2 separate regions of the Mus musculus genome follow, and region 2 is linked to region 1. A link is a loop called in an ENCODE intact Hi-C map of the cell type or tissue named here. Cell type or tissue: heart. All regions are shown on one strand. Links, peaks and the distances in the headings refer to the core of each region. The heading gives the core; the rest is flanking DNA.

The links. Peaks named below come from ENCODE experiments on the same cell type or tissue, not always from the same donor. Only the 100,000 strongest peaks of a DNase experiment are listed, where the experiment ranks them.
Region 2: it touches region 1 in a loop (2.6-fold over the local background); 5 of 42 quality-filtered maps call a loop at or near these places.

What each region holds. Positions count from the first base shown.
Region 1 is chr14:98,948,829-98,955,012 of GRCm38, forward strand. The region is part of intron 1 of Gm41228 (a long non-coding RNA gene); the gene reads left to right. Among named protein-coding and RNA genes, the nearest start is that of Gm41228, 47 kb to the left of the region's middle. In heart, for the core only: a CTCF peak has its summit at 3,015 (motif pointing left); no DNase peak of the experiment used is centred there; H3K27ac peaks cover 1,047 bases.
Region 2 is chr14:99,014,062-99,020,245 of GRCm38, forward strand. No RefSeq gene overlaps it. Among named protein-coding and RNA genes, the nearest start is that of Mzt1, 29 kb to the right of the region's middle. In heart, for the core only: no CTCF peak of the experiment used is centred there; no DNase peak of the experiment used is centred there; H3K4me3 peaks cover 50 bases; H3K27ac peaks cover 2,420 bases.

The DNA.
Region 1 (6,184 bases), core at 1,713-4,212:
AACATTTAGTAAACAGCCTGTCTGTGCCAGGCAATTATCTGCTAATGATCTCATTCCAGTCTCATGAAAACCGGTGAACTGGGTGCTATTTTTATCCCCTCTTGAAAGGTGAAGAAATAAATGGATTGAAAGATTAAGTAAATTGTCCAAGTTATAACAGTTATTATGAAGCAGAACCAATAATGAAAGCCAGACAACACTGAGAGTTTGGGGGGAAAAAACATCATACTCCAAAAATATTCCCAATGGGCTTAGGTTTTAAAAAGTCTCATTCAACTCTCCCTCCTCCAGCAACTGAGCACACGTGGACAGATTCATGACAGGCCTACAACCTGTGCATCCATGAGAGTGGGTGACTGTCACTTTAAGTCAGAGTTTGGAGGTGGCTTCTCATAGAACAAACCTGTAGTTAAAGCTGATTGATGTAGCCTTTGTGTGTGCTACCAATGAAACCAAAATCAAATTTGAAAGTGCTTTTCAGCTATGAAAGAAAAAGCATAGAAAGCCTGTGTATTGCTTTGAACATACTCTCATGTGAACATACTCTCCTGTGAATATTCACACACAGGTGTGGATTTGAGGTTGCTTGTTGAAACGCAACAACATACAAGAGAGAAAGAAACCCTGGAGTTGGATGGATGGAAAGGCAGGGTGGATCTAGGAGAAGATGAGGAATAGGAAATCATGACCAGTATATATTGTATTCTTAAAAAAGGGGATCTAGGGCTGGTGAGCTGGCTCAGTGGGTAAGAGCACCCGACGGCTTTTCCAAAGGTCCGGAGTTCAAATCCAGCAACCACATGGTGGCTCACAACCATCCGTAACGAGATCTGACTCCCTCTTCTGGAGTGTCTGAAGACAGCTACAGTGTACTTACATATAACCAATAAATAAATCTTTAAAAAAAAAAAAAGGAGATCTACTTTTAATAGAATAAATAAATAAATAAATAAATAAATAAATAAATAAATAAATAAATAAAATGTAAATAAAGATTTTGGGGGTGACTGTCTCTTTCCCCCGTACTACTTAATATAATACCCACTGCCTAGTCTCCTATTTCAAGCTAACACAGTTTTTTTTCAATTTTGTATTAGATATTTTCTTCATTTACATTTCAAATGTTATCCCAAAAGTCCCCTATACCCTCCCCCTGCCCTGCTCCCCTACCCAACCACTCCCACTTCGTGGCCCTGGAATTCCCCTGTACTGGGGCATATAAAGTTTGCAATACCAAGGGGCCTCTCTTCCCAATGATGGCCGGCGAGGCCCTCTTCTGCTACATATGCAGCTAGAGACACAAGCTCTGGGGGTACTGGTTAGTTCATATTGTTGTTCCACCTGTAGGGTTGCAGACCCCTTCAGCTCCTTGGTTACTTTCTCTAGCTCCTCCATTGGGGGCCCTGTGTTCCATCTTATAGATGACTGTGAGCATCCATTTCTGTATTTGCCAGGCACTGGCATAACCTCACACAAGACAGCCATATCAGGGTCCTTTCAGCAAAATCTTGCTGCCATATGCAATAGTGTCTGCATTTGGTGGCTGATTATGGGATGGATCCCCAGGTATGGCAGTCTCTTGATGGTCCATCCTTTCATCTCTGCTCCAAACTTTGTCTCTGTAACTCCTTCCATGGGTATTTTGTTCTCTATTCTAGGGAGGAATGAAGTATCCATGCATTGGTCTTCCTTCTTCTTGATTTTCTTGTGTTTTGCAAATTGTGTCTAGGGTATTCTAAGTTTCTGGGCTAATATCCACTTATCAGTGAGTGCATATCTAATGACTTCTTTTGTGATTGGGTTACCGTACTCAGGATGATATCCTCCAGATATATCCATTTGCCTAAGAATTTCATAAATTCATTGTTTTTAATAGCTGAGTAGTACTCCATTGTGTAAATGTACCACATTTTCTCTATCCCTCTGTTGAGGGACATCTGAGTTCTTTCCAGCTTCTAGCTATTATAAATAAGGCTGCTATGAACATAGTGGAGCATGTGTCCTTATTACCAGTTGGAACATCTTCTGGGTATATGCCCAGGAGAGGTATTGCTGGATCTTCCAGTAGTACTATGTCTAATTTTCTGAGGAACTGCCAGACTGATTTCCAGAGTGGTTGTACAAGCTTTCAATTCCACCAACAACAGAAGAGTGTTCCTCTTTCTCCACATCCTCGCCAGCATCTGCTTTCACCTGAATTTTTGATCATAGCCATTCTGACTGGTGTGAGGTGGAATCTCAGGGTTGTTTTGATTTGCATTTCCCTGATAATTAAGGATGTTGAACATTTTTTTCAGGTGCTTCTCAGCCCTTCGGTATTCCTCAGTTGAGAATTCTTTGTTTATGCTAACACAGTTTTATAATAAAGAATAAAAGGGAAATAGCAAATCTTACAAAAGAGTCAGGATTCCACTAAGTCAAAGGAAGTATTGCTTAAACTCCACAGAAAGTCAGTGGCTAAGGCAGAGTTAAGTCAGTCGATAGCTGAAAGACAAGTCTTCAAGAAAAACCAACAAGGAAGTTTTTCAGAGGGAGATTCAAATGCCACAGAACTTTCCTTGTACGAATTATAGCATCTGTGAGTAACTTGCAAACAGTTGGTTTTTTTCATGGCCTTGCCCAGGCATCCACCCCTTCTCCAGGGACCTGAGCTGAGCTACCAGTCTGCAGGACTGAGTTCACCTGAAGCTGGTGGGAGGCAGATGGGCTCCTTTCTGGGCACATATTTGAAAATAAAATCCCTGTTTGACTAGATACAGGAGCAACCAAACATATTTGTGTAATTCGTTTTCTAAATAAGGGCCCTTCCCTCTGGGGGAAGGTGGAGAACCAGTCACATTTTGGTAAGCATTTTCAAGTGAAGTCACAGACAGTCCTCTTTTTCTCCAGAACCAATTATGCTCAGATGCTGAGGTTGGACAGATTTCCTCTCCCTTATGTCTCTAAGAGCTTCTAATGAGACCATCTATGTTATACAAATATTATAACAAGAGTAATTCTGCTATCTGGTGGCAAAACACACAAACAACAGGAGCAAAGAATTGAATTGAGCATCACAGAGAGAGGCTAAAATCTTACTACATTTCCTGAAAAGAAAGGAAAAAAAGGCTTCTTTTCTAATTTGAACAGAAAACAAACAACTGTTGTTGAAGAACTCCTGCTAACAATTAAGGGGGAAAACAGCAAATGAAAGGAAGGAATGTCGCTGACCGTAGTGTATTCAGTACTATCGGGACTCTGAATTCTATTTAGGGAACACTTGGTCACTAAGGCATCCCATGACCTCCAGTGAAGCAGAAGTTCCAAACACAAGCCAGTTGTCACAAAGGTGAACTGGGGATTTGGCGATATAATATAAATTTCTCCCTCTGAGCCACAATCAGAAACAATAAGTCTCAAAGCAGGAAAAAAATAGGAAGGGTCATGTAAAACAATTTCTTATTTTACAGATGAAGAAAGGAATTCGGGATTAGGTGACTGGTCTAAGGCCATTCAGCTTGTTAGAATTGAATAAAAGCTCTAGAGCTGAGACTCATATTGAAGACCAACAGTACTTCTTCCTTTCTCTAAAAAACAGAGAGCAGCCACATCAACAGTAAGTTGAATATTGTTCTCCAAACTCGAAAGCAATTTGGACATTAAACCCAAAGGAACCCCTGAGTGGGTCCTTAGGAAGTCAACTTATAGACACCTTTCCTCCTTCTCTCCTGTAACCAGGGAGCCAGGGTGCAGAACTGCCTTTACAACGAATCTCAAAGGACAGATGCAAGGCCAGCACCAGCTTCGCCTGGGAACTTGTTAGACACATTCCTGGGTTGGAGCCCAGACCCACTGGACGAAAAGCTGGTCAGGTGATCTGGATGTCCACTATGGTTTAAGAGCCATTAGTCTATCCGATCAGTGTACCAGTTATCTACCCTAGTAGAATGTGAGTTGTTTTGCCATTTTTCGAAATGCCTTTTTGCTTGGCTTGTATGTTCTGGGAATGAGATTTTAAAGGATCCGCACAGCCATTTTCTGACACTAATTGTTCCTCTTTGCTAGTGAAAGCACATTCAAACTGAAGGCTTTTTTCATGTCACTTGATTTGTTTTACTCAATTGTCCAAGCTAGTAAGTTTCCTGTCGACACAGAAATCAATGATCATGAAAGGGAAATGATCCCCTACATTTCCTTCTCATTGCCCCCCTTTCTTTCTTCCTCACCTGGGATCCTGACTCCACTTGTCAAGCCACAGCAGTTTTATGACCCCACTGACTCTCACCCTGAGAGACCTGCACCCTCTTGTTCCCACAGCCACTGCATCAGTCCCTCTTCCTTCCAGTTTTAAACTGTCATCTTCTACAATTTTTGGTGGCAGTCTCAACTCTGATGTCACCTATCATCAAAAGATCGAGGAGGTTGGAGATATGGTCCAGTGGTTAAGACACACTGGCTGCTCTTCCAAAGGACCAGGGTTCAATTCCCAGCACCTTCAGATACTCTGTAACTCCCAGTTCAAGAGGATCTAACAGCCTCACACAGACATAAATGCAGACAAAAATACCAATGTACATAAAATGAAAATAAACAAATTAAGAAAAAAGGAAAAGAAAAGATCAAGTGGTTACACTATCTGCAAGAGACTTGAACTTGGGGCCATCCCGTACTGAAGAGGCAAAACTTAAGACAGCAGAAATCAGTTCACTGCTATAAATCTTGCTCAATGAAATTAAGGCAGTTATATTTTGTTATGCACATTTCTCACCTGAATCTAGCACACTTTAGCCCTCAAAGTCACGTCAAACTGTGTTTTTGCCTTTGTATAGCGAGACATCTAAACCCTTCTTTGAGACCATCTTCAAGCCCCTGGTCCTATGGTGCAAATCAAACATCATTAATTACCATTTTCTATATTTCAACATCTTCCTCTAGCACCTACAATAAGTCATATACCCGGGAGCAGAAGAATTTTATACTTCCGGTACTTACATCCCAGGGGAAGAGAGTACACAAAATATGTACTAACAGGTCATCTATACAACAGCCAAAGTTGAACAGAAACCCAAGCTGGGAGAGAAGAATGTCGGGAGGTTACTCAAAAAGGGACATTTAAATATCTCTTGAAGCTCATTCATCTCACATTAAGTTCTCACTCCCTGATCATCTCGAAGGGTCCCTAAAAGCTAGTTGCTATCATATAACCCCCCAAAACAAAACCATGTGTTTTTCCATAGGCTGTAGAATTTTCTAGAAGTTAACACTTAGCCTATAAGTTTGTGTTCTCATGAATTTGCCATTCATTTCCTCAGAATCTGTAATTTCCTACATCTTAGCAAAACAACAACCAGTTCCTACCATACATATGAAACCAGGAGCCAATGGCCTTGCCACACCTGAGGATCATTTGTTTCCTAACACAGAACAACACCATTGAAGTTACTACCTAGAAAATTTGTTCTGCCCTTCGGTGCCCTTATCTGCTGGGAGAAAAATATTGGTGTTTATTATTATTATTATAGCTAGCTCCACAATCTACTAAGAACTCAGCAATAAAATATGAAATGGCCACATGGGTAGAGAAGAAAAATTATGGGCAAGGAACAGGATGACCCTCGAAAGCATCTTTTGCAAAGAACAGTATTCACCTTTTTGTTCCAGCCTGAACCAGGAAAGACATAATTTATTTACCCAGAGCACCTCACGTCAGATATAATGTCTGCATTTTTCAGAGGACATCTCTTTAATGCCATTTTATGGCTTGGTTCACACAAGAACAGTGAGTTCAAGTAATTTGGCCAAGGTCACATGCTGGGAAATTCTAGGTTTGTCTGTTTTAAAACTATAGAATTTATTGTTTTCTTTTCTTGTGATGATCATCAGAATCCTTTGCTTCTGGCTTTATCTCTCCTAATTTTAGAGACAAAAAAATTTTTTTTAACATTTTTAAGTACTGCTTTTACATTTTGGTCATTGTAATTGCTTGACAGATAATTAATTTTTCATTGTAAAATGCCCAGCAAATGAGGCCTTTTTATCTGACAGAGCAAAGTGCTGCATAAATAGTAGATAATACAAGCACAACAACAGCATTTTACGGATTAAAAACTGCAGTTTTCTGTTAAACTTCGTATCCTCACAAGCACAGCCCAAAGGGTTTTACTCAGCTTAGTTTACCAAAAACATCAAGTGATGCATCCAAAAC
Region 2 (6,184 bases), core at 2,432-4,931, 66 kb after region 1:
ATAACACACACACACACACACACACACACACACACACACACACACACACACACACACACACACACACACACACCAGAGTAGCTGTTTTAGCTCTGTTTGCCTCACCTTTCACTGGAAAGACTAGAAAACACCTCTGCATGCATTTCCAATGGTTGCAATGATCTAGAATCAGCTTGGGGGGTCTGTGAGTTAGTATTTAACATGCAAGTGGATGCTATTTGACGGCAACATCAATTTCTGATGGAACAGGGAGTCAAAATTCACAATACTGGATTTCACTAAAGAGCATTCTTGGCGCTTTTTATGGAAAAAGTTATTAACATCTGTCTTTTGGCAAAATTCCAAGGCAAGCAATTAACTCATACCTGCTCCTGCTCCTCCCATGATTTCAAATGTCATTCTTCTTGCTTTCTTCCTTGCAACAATATGAGGTTACTGTGAAAACCTAATTCAATTGCAGAAGTCAGTGAGCCATGGGCTCCCTCTTCTTAACACCAGAGCTTTGAGGGTTTAATTAACCAATCACTATAAAGCAAGGGCAAGAAGGAAAATACAGTGTGCATAACATTGGTATCAAGTGATTCCGTAATACTTAAAGTCCACAAGATCATTAAAGAAGGTAAACTAGAGTTGTCAATCTTAATGCACATAATGTTTTGGGACCTTGCTCAAAGCAACTCTTATTGCTAAGTCTCTAATTCTGGTTCATTTGATATCAGATCACATTAGAACAAGGATGAATGTGGCCAGATTCTTTTTTTGGCTGGAGATATTTAGTGTATTAAATTAGCCAGCTAGACTTACTAAAATATCTTACATCATGGCCTCCTTCAGGTTGAAAGTGTTTCTGTAATTCATTTTATTAGATGAGAGTCTTCAGAAAAACTGAGGTCGGGGTGGTGAGGGAGATACCAGAGTCTTCAGTGTGATGACCACCCCAAAGGGCAAATTCTTCACTTCACTGTTGTGGGGAAAGGCTTTGTTTCTTTTCAGGCTGATTAGATGAGGCCCACACAAATAAAGAATAATCTGCTTTATCTAGAGGTTTCTCATTCAAAAGAAAAATGCTATAAAATAATACCTAGACTTCTGTTTGATAAAGTATCTGGATGCTAATCCAGCCTAGTCAAGTGATATCTACACTTAAAGACATTTATTTATAAATAAGAGAATGTCAGGACAACAGTTTATTTGGGCAGCCAATGGCTCAGTCAAGTTGATGTAGAAAATCAACCACCATACCGGACAAAAGTAGTGTTTCTCTGTGATCAAGTGAAGGGGCTTTTGACAACTGAAAACAAATACCATGTTGATTTTAATCCAGGGAGATCCGTATGTACAAAAAGCAATCTATTAACAATCTAAAAGTAAGAATACCGTGTTACATTTCAATAAAAATCTCTGCACCATTCTAATGAGATTCAAAAAACTCTAATCATGACTTCCTAAAAGCATTGAATGTCTACAATTACGAGGTAATACATAAGTTATTTTATCTATGGCAGCCCATTCAATCACAAACTAAAGCTAAACAAACGAACATACACACAAATAATAACAAATGACTCTTAAAATTATATCTGTAGAATATTTAGTTGCAAAAGGAAAAATCCATATGTCTTAATCAGGTTTTCTATTCCTGCACAAACATCATGACCAAGAAGCAGTTGGGGAGGAAAGGGTTTATTTGGCTTATACTTCCATACTGCTGTTCATCACCAAAGGAAGTCAGGACTGGAACTCAAGCAGGTCAGGAAGCAGGAGCTGATGCAGAGGCCATGGAGGAATGTTCTTTACTGGCTTGCTTCCCCTGGCTTACTCAGCCTGCTGTCTTATAGAACCAAGACTACCAGCCAAGAGATAGTCCCACCCACAAAGGGCCTTTCCCCCTTGATCACTAATTGAGAAAATGCCTTACAATTGGATCTCATGGAGGCATTTCCTCAACTGAAGCTCCTTTCTCTGTGATAACTCCAGCTGTGTCAAGTTGACACAAAACTAGCCAGTACATCATATTTCTAAAATTATATATATGTGTGTGTGTGTGTGTGTGTGTGTGTGTGTGTGTGTGTGTGTGTGTATCATATCATATATTAAATTCAGTTACAGAGGAAAGTTGAGATACCACAAAATGACTACTAATCACATTGATTTTGGCCCACAGCATATCTCTTCTGGTTAGCGAAGCACTGGGTAAGGCAGGGCCCCAGAGTTCCAAAAGCCATGGAAACAGGAAATGAGAATAATGGGGAGTCTCATTATAATGAGAATAATGGGAGCCATTGGCTGTCCAAATAAACTGTTGTCCTGACATTCTCTTATTTATAAATAAATGTTTTTAAGTGTAGATATCACTTGACTAGGCTGGATTAGCATCCAGATATTTTATCAAACAGAAGTCTAGGTATTGCTTTATAGCATTTTTCTTTTGAATGAGAAACCTCTAGATAAAGCAGATAATGCAAAGACAGCTGGTCTAGCCATACATTATTTCTAGTCAATATGCATATTATTGACCATAGACAAATGTGAACCTGCCTTAGACATAGAAGTATGCAGAACAGGCAGGTTATGGCTGCATCAAGGCAATCCAAAAAGAGAAACAGAGAAGAAGCAAATCCATTGCTGTGGCTTCCCTAAGCACATACGCATCTGTGAATTCCTTTGCTTGAGTTAAGGATTTCTTGAGCTTGTGGTGCAGCTCCATTGGTTGAATGCTAGCCTAGCAGGCCCAAGGTTCTGGGCTTCATCCTCAAAACAAGAGAAACTCCCTAAAGAAATCCTTTTCAAAACAAAAATGGATTTCTTGGTAGAAGTTGGTGCCAGGGACAAGATATTTGTGATCCCTCAAAAAGCAATATGCTAAATTCTTACCCTGGCCAAGGTGATAGTTTTAAGAGGTGGGGTCTCCAGGGGTTCAGTAGGTGAGACAAGATGAGAGCCCAAGGGGAGCCATTCTGTCCTTTCCACCACACTATGAGGACACAGACAACAGAGCCCACTGGTAGCTAAAAATGTAGTCTCCATTTTTATCTCAAAATTCTGATTAAGTAGCCATGAATGGAACTTGGGAATCAGTAGTTTTGACAAATCCTTTACCGCCAAGGTCTTTAGAGCTAGACTTCAGTCAAGAGACTCCAGTGGTTTGATCTGTATTCCTACCTTTAGCTTCTTTCCGCATGAAGATAAGTTGGTTTGCTTTACATTTCAGCTCTAAACCTGCGGTTCTCACCAACTCTTAACCTTCCCTGTTCCTACTTAAATGTCATAAGTACATGGGTTCAGAAACTAACTCCCTTGCAAATCTGTTTCTATTCCAGTTTTTCTTGACTTGTTAATCCCCCTTATGACAATTTATACAGGCACAGAACCTCAGGAAATCTGTCATGGCCACGTTTTTATTAAGCCTAGATTCTCTCATCCTCGGCATTACAATCTCCTGGAAGCTTCCTCTTGACCTTGCCAGTAACCTAAGCCTATTCTAGTCTTTCTTATCTATCCCTCCCCACACATGGCTGTCCTATGAGCCTTCTTTAGAAGCAACTCTGATCCTAAAAAAAACATTGATGACTTTTTTCAGTCGACCCTAGAAGTCTTCTATCTTTCACAAATATGCATTGCACTAATGTCCTACAGGCAGGATAGCAACATTCTGTCAAACATACAAGGTAGGGCTTATGTGTCCACAAACCTAAAGCTTTTACATTGCTCAATTTGTCAATTGTTTATTTACTTTGACTTAAGTTTTTTATTTGCTCGCTTATGATTTTGTTCTTCCGGCTGAAGCCCAGAAAGAATGTGTAGTAGGGCATCAGAGCACACAACCATGTGGATCTATGCTCAGTATACCTCTAATGGCCTCAGCTTGATGACTGTGACAATTCCCTAGATAAGACTGTATAGCAATCAGAGCCTATGGGGTATTCTGTCTCATTGATATTATTAGTTTTAATTATGTGTATGGGAGGGCAAGTGTCCACAGGGGTGACAGATGTAAGCTGCCTGGTATGGTTGCTGGGAATCAGACCCAGGTCTTCAGGAAGAGCAGCATGTGCTCTTGACCACTGAGCATCCCTCCTGTTCCAAGAGCCATGGTTTTTTGTTTGTTTGTTTTGTTTTTGTTTATCGATAACCGTGTTTCTACATGTAGCTTTGGCTGTCCTGGAATTTGCTCTATAGACTAGGCTGGCCTTGAACTCATAGAGATTTGACCACCTCTGTTTCCCAAGCACTGGGATTAAAGACGTTTACTACCAACTCTTATACCTTTATATCTTATACTTCAGATATAAATTCCGTATGACAAGGCTGCCTTCTTGCAGATGTAATGAGTATTATAACTCATACTTACTATGAGCTATTATCAAAAACTGACTTGTTTCATCCTGGTCTTGGACCCCTTACACTGGTGTGAAAAGTAATTTGTCTAACGTTACCAAAATGGTCACCCAAGAAGGTCATACAACTAGGCATCCTGCTGGAGACAGGGTTAAAATTCAGGCGGCTTCATTCCAGAGAACTAACTCAAGGACACTACGTAATATTGTGTGTCTTGGGGGTTCTATTGCTGTGATGAAATGTGCAAACCAAAAGCAACTTGCTTCTCTAGAACCCAGGAGCACAGCCTAGAGACAGTCCCTCCCCTATCACTAATTAAGTAAAGGCCTTATGGGCTTGCCTGCAGCCATATATACGGAGACTCAGTTGACTACACTTTGTGTCAAGTTAACATAAAACTGGCCAGCACATTGGATTATCTTAGCTCGGGAAAGTGCCAGATACTAAAGAAGCACTTGTTGAATAATTTAGTGTACAGGCTAACTGTGATGGTATGCCTGCACCACACATCCATTCTTGGAATGCCACAGGAGAGTTTCAAAGGACACAAGAAATGGCTGGCTGGGTAAAGATAACAGACCACATAAAGAAAACCGATGTTAGAGTACTATTTAGCTCCTCGTATGCAGAAGTCCTTAAGTACCTGGCTGGCTAAAGAGGGAAACCTCCGATGATGAATGAGAGAGGCGCGCACGCACACACACAAAGCGGAATCCAAACCAGCGGGCAGTTTTCCCCGTCATTATAGCAGTATTTTGTAACAATTTCTTTGGCAACTGACAGCAGGCATTTAAATCAACTATTTCCTCCTCAAGAATTCCTCTCCAAAGAATAATAATGGCCTCTGCAACTCTGAAGGAAATGTAGTCCTGCTTCGGATACAATCTTATCTGGGAAATTGCCATGGTATTCGTCACAGCTGTCATCGAGCTGAGCCCATTAGAGGTGTGCTGAGCGTGAGATCCACAGGGTTGTGTGCTCTGACGTCACACTATCTTTTCTTCCTGGGCTTCAGCAGGAAGACCAAACTCATTCATACAGCTGGAGAAAGAGTATCAGAGCTGGATCAGCAGAGAAGAAGCATCCATCCATTCATGCCGCCTAAAGAAACCGTTCAGGTTGTAGAAAGCTTTTACAGAAAGTGCAGATGCCTAGGTCTCTAATGAAGGTTTAGGGAGCGAGCTGCAGGGAGCTGACAGTGCTAGAGGGTGGAGCTCAGGGGTAGTGTGCCTGCCTGCTGTGCAGGAAACAGCCCTGAGTTCCATTCCTTCTCTGAAAGAAAAATAGAAAAGGAGAGAGAAGATGGAGGGAGCTGGGCATAATAGTGCTGCTCCGGCAGAATGAAGAGTGATTTGCTATTGCTTCTACAGAAGTGTGGAGGGAGTTAACTCTCCATGACAAGAGGTCTCAAGAAAGCAAGCCCAGACATGGCAAGTGGCTAACCAGACCCCCACATCTCACAGGCAACAGGCCTTGGAACTCTTTCTAAAATGTGACTCTACAAGCGAATGTCCCAGTAAATCCAATGCAATGTTCCCTGAAGGCTTCACTTTTATTTTGTTTTCTTAACCCCAGTTTCCAATGCAGAGAAACAGATAGGAAACTAGTCTTCTGTCAATATACCAGAGAGGAGAATTTACTCAGAAATCTCATTGTCCTGGCAACTTATTGACTGTAGCATGTGAGCGGATCACTCCCTGAAAAGTGTTGACTCACCTTGGTTCCCAACAAGACAAGAGGGCTTTGCCATACATATATAGCACAAAGCTTTCTAAGCTAGGAACCCTAGGGCTGGATGTAAATTCTTTACTTCACACACAGAGCAAGCCACCGGAGGTCACTCCAG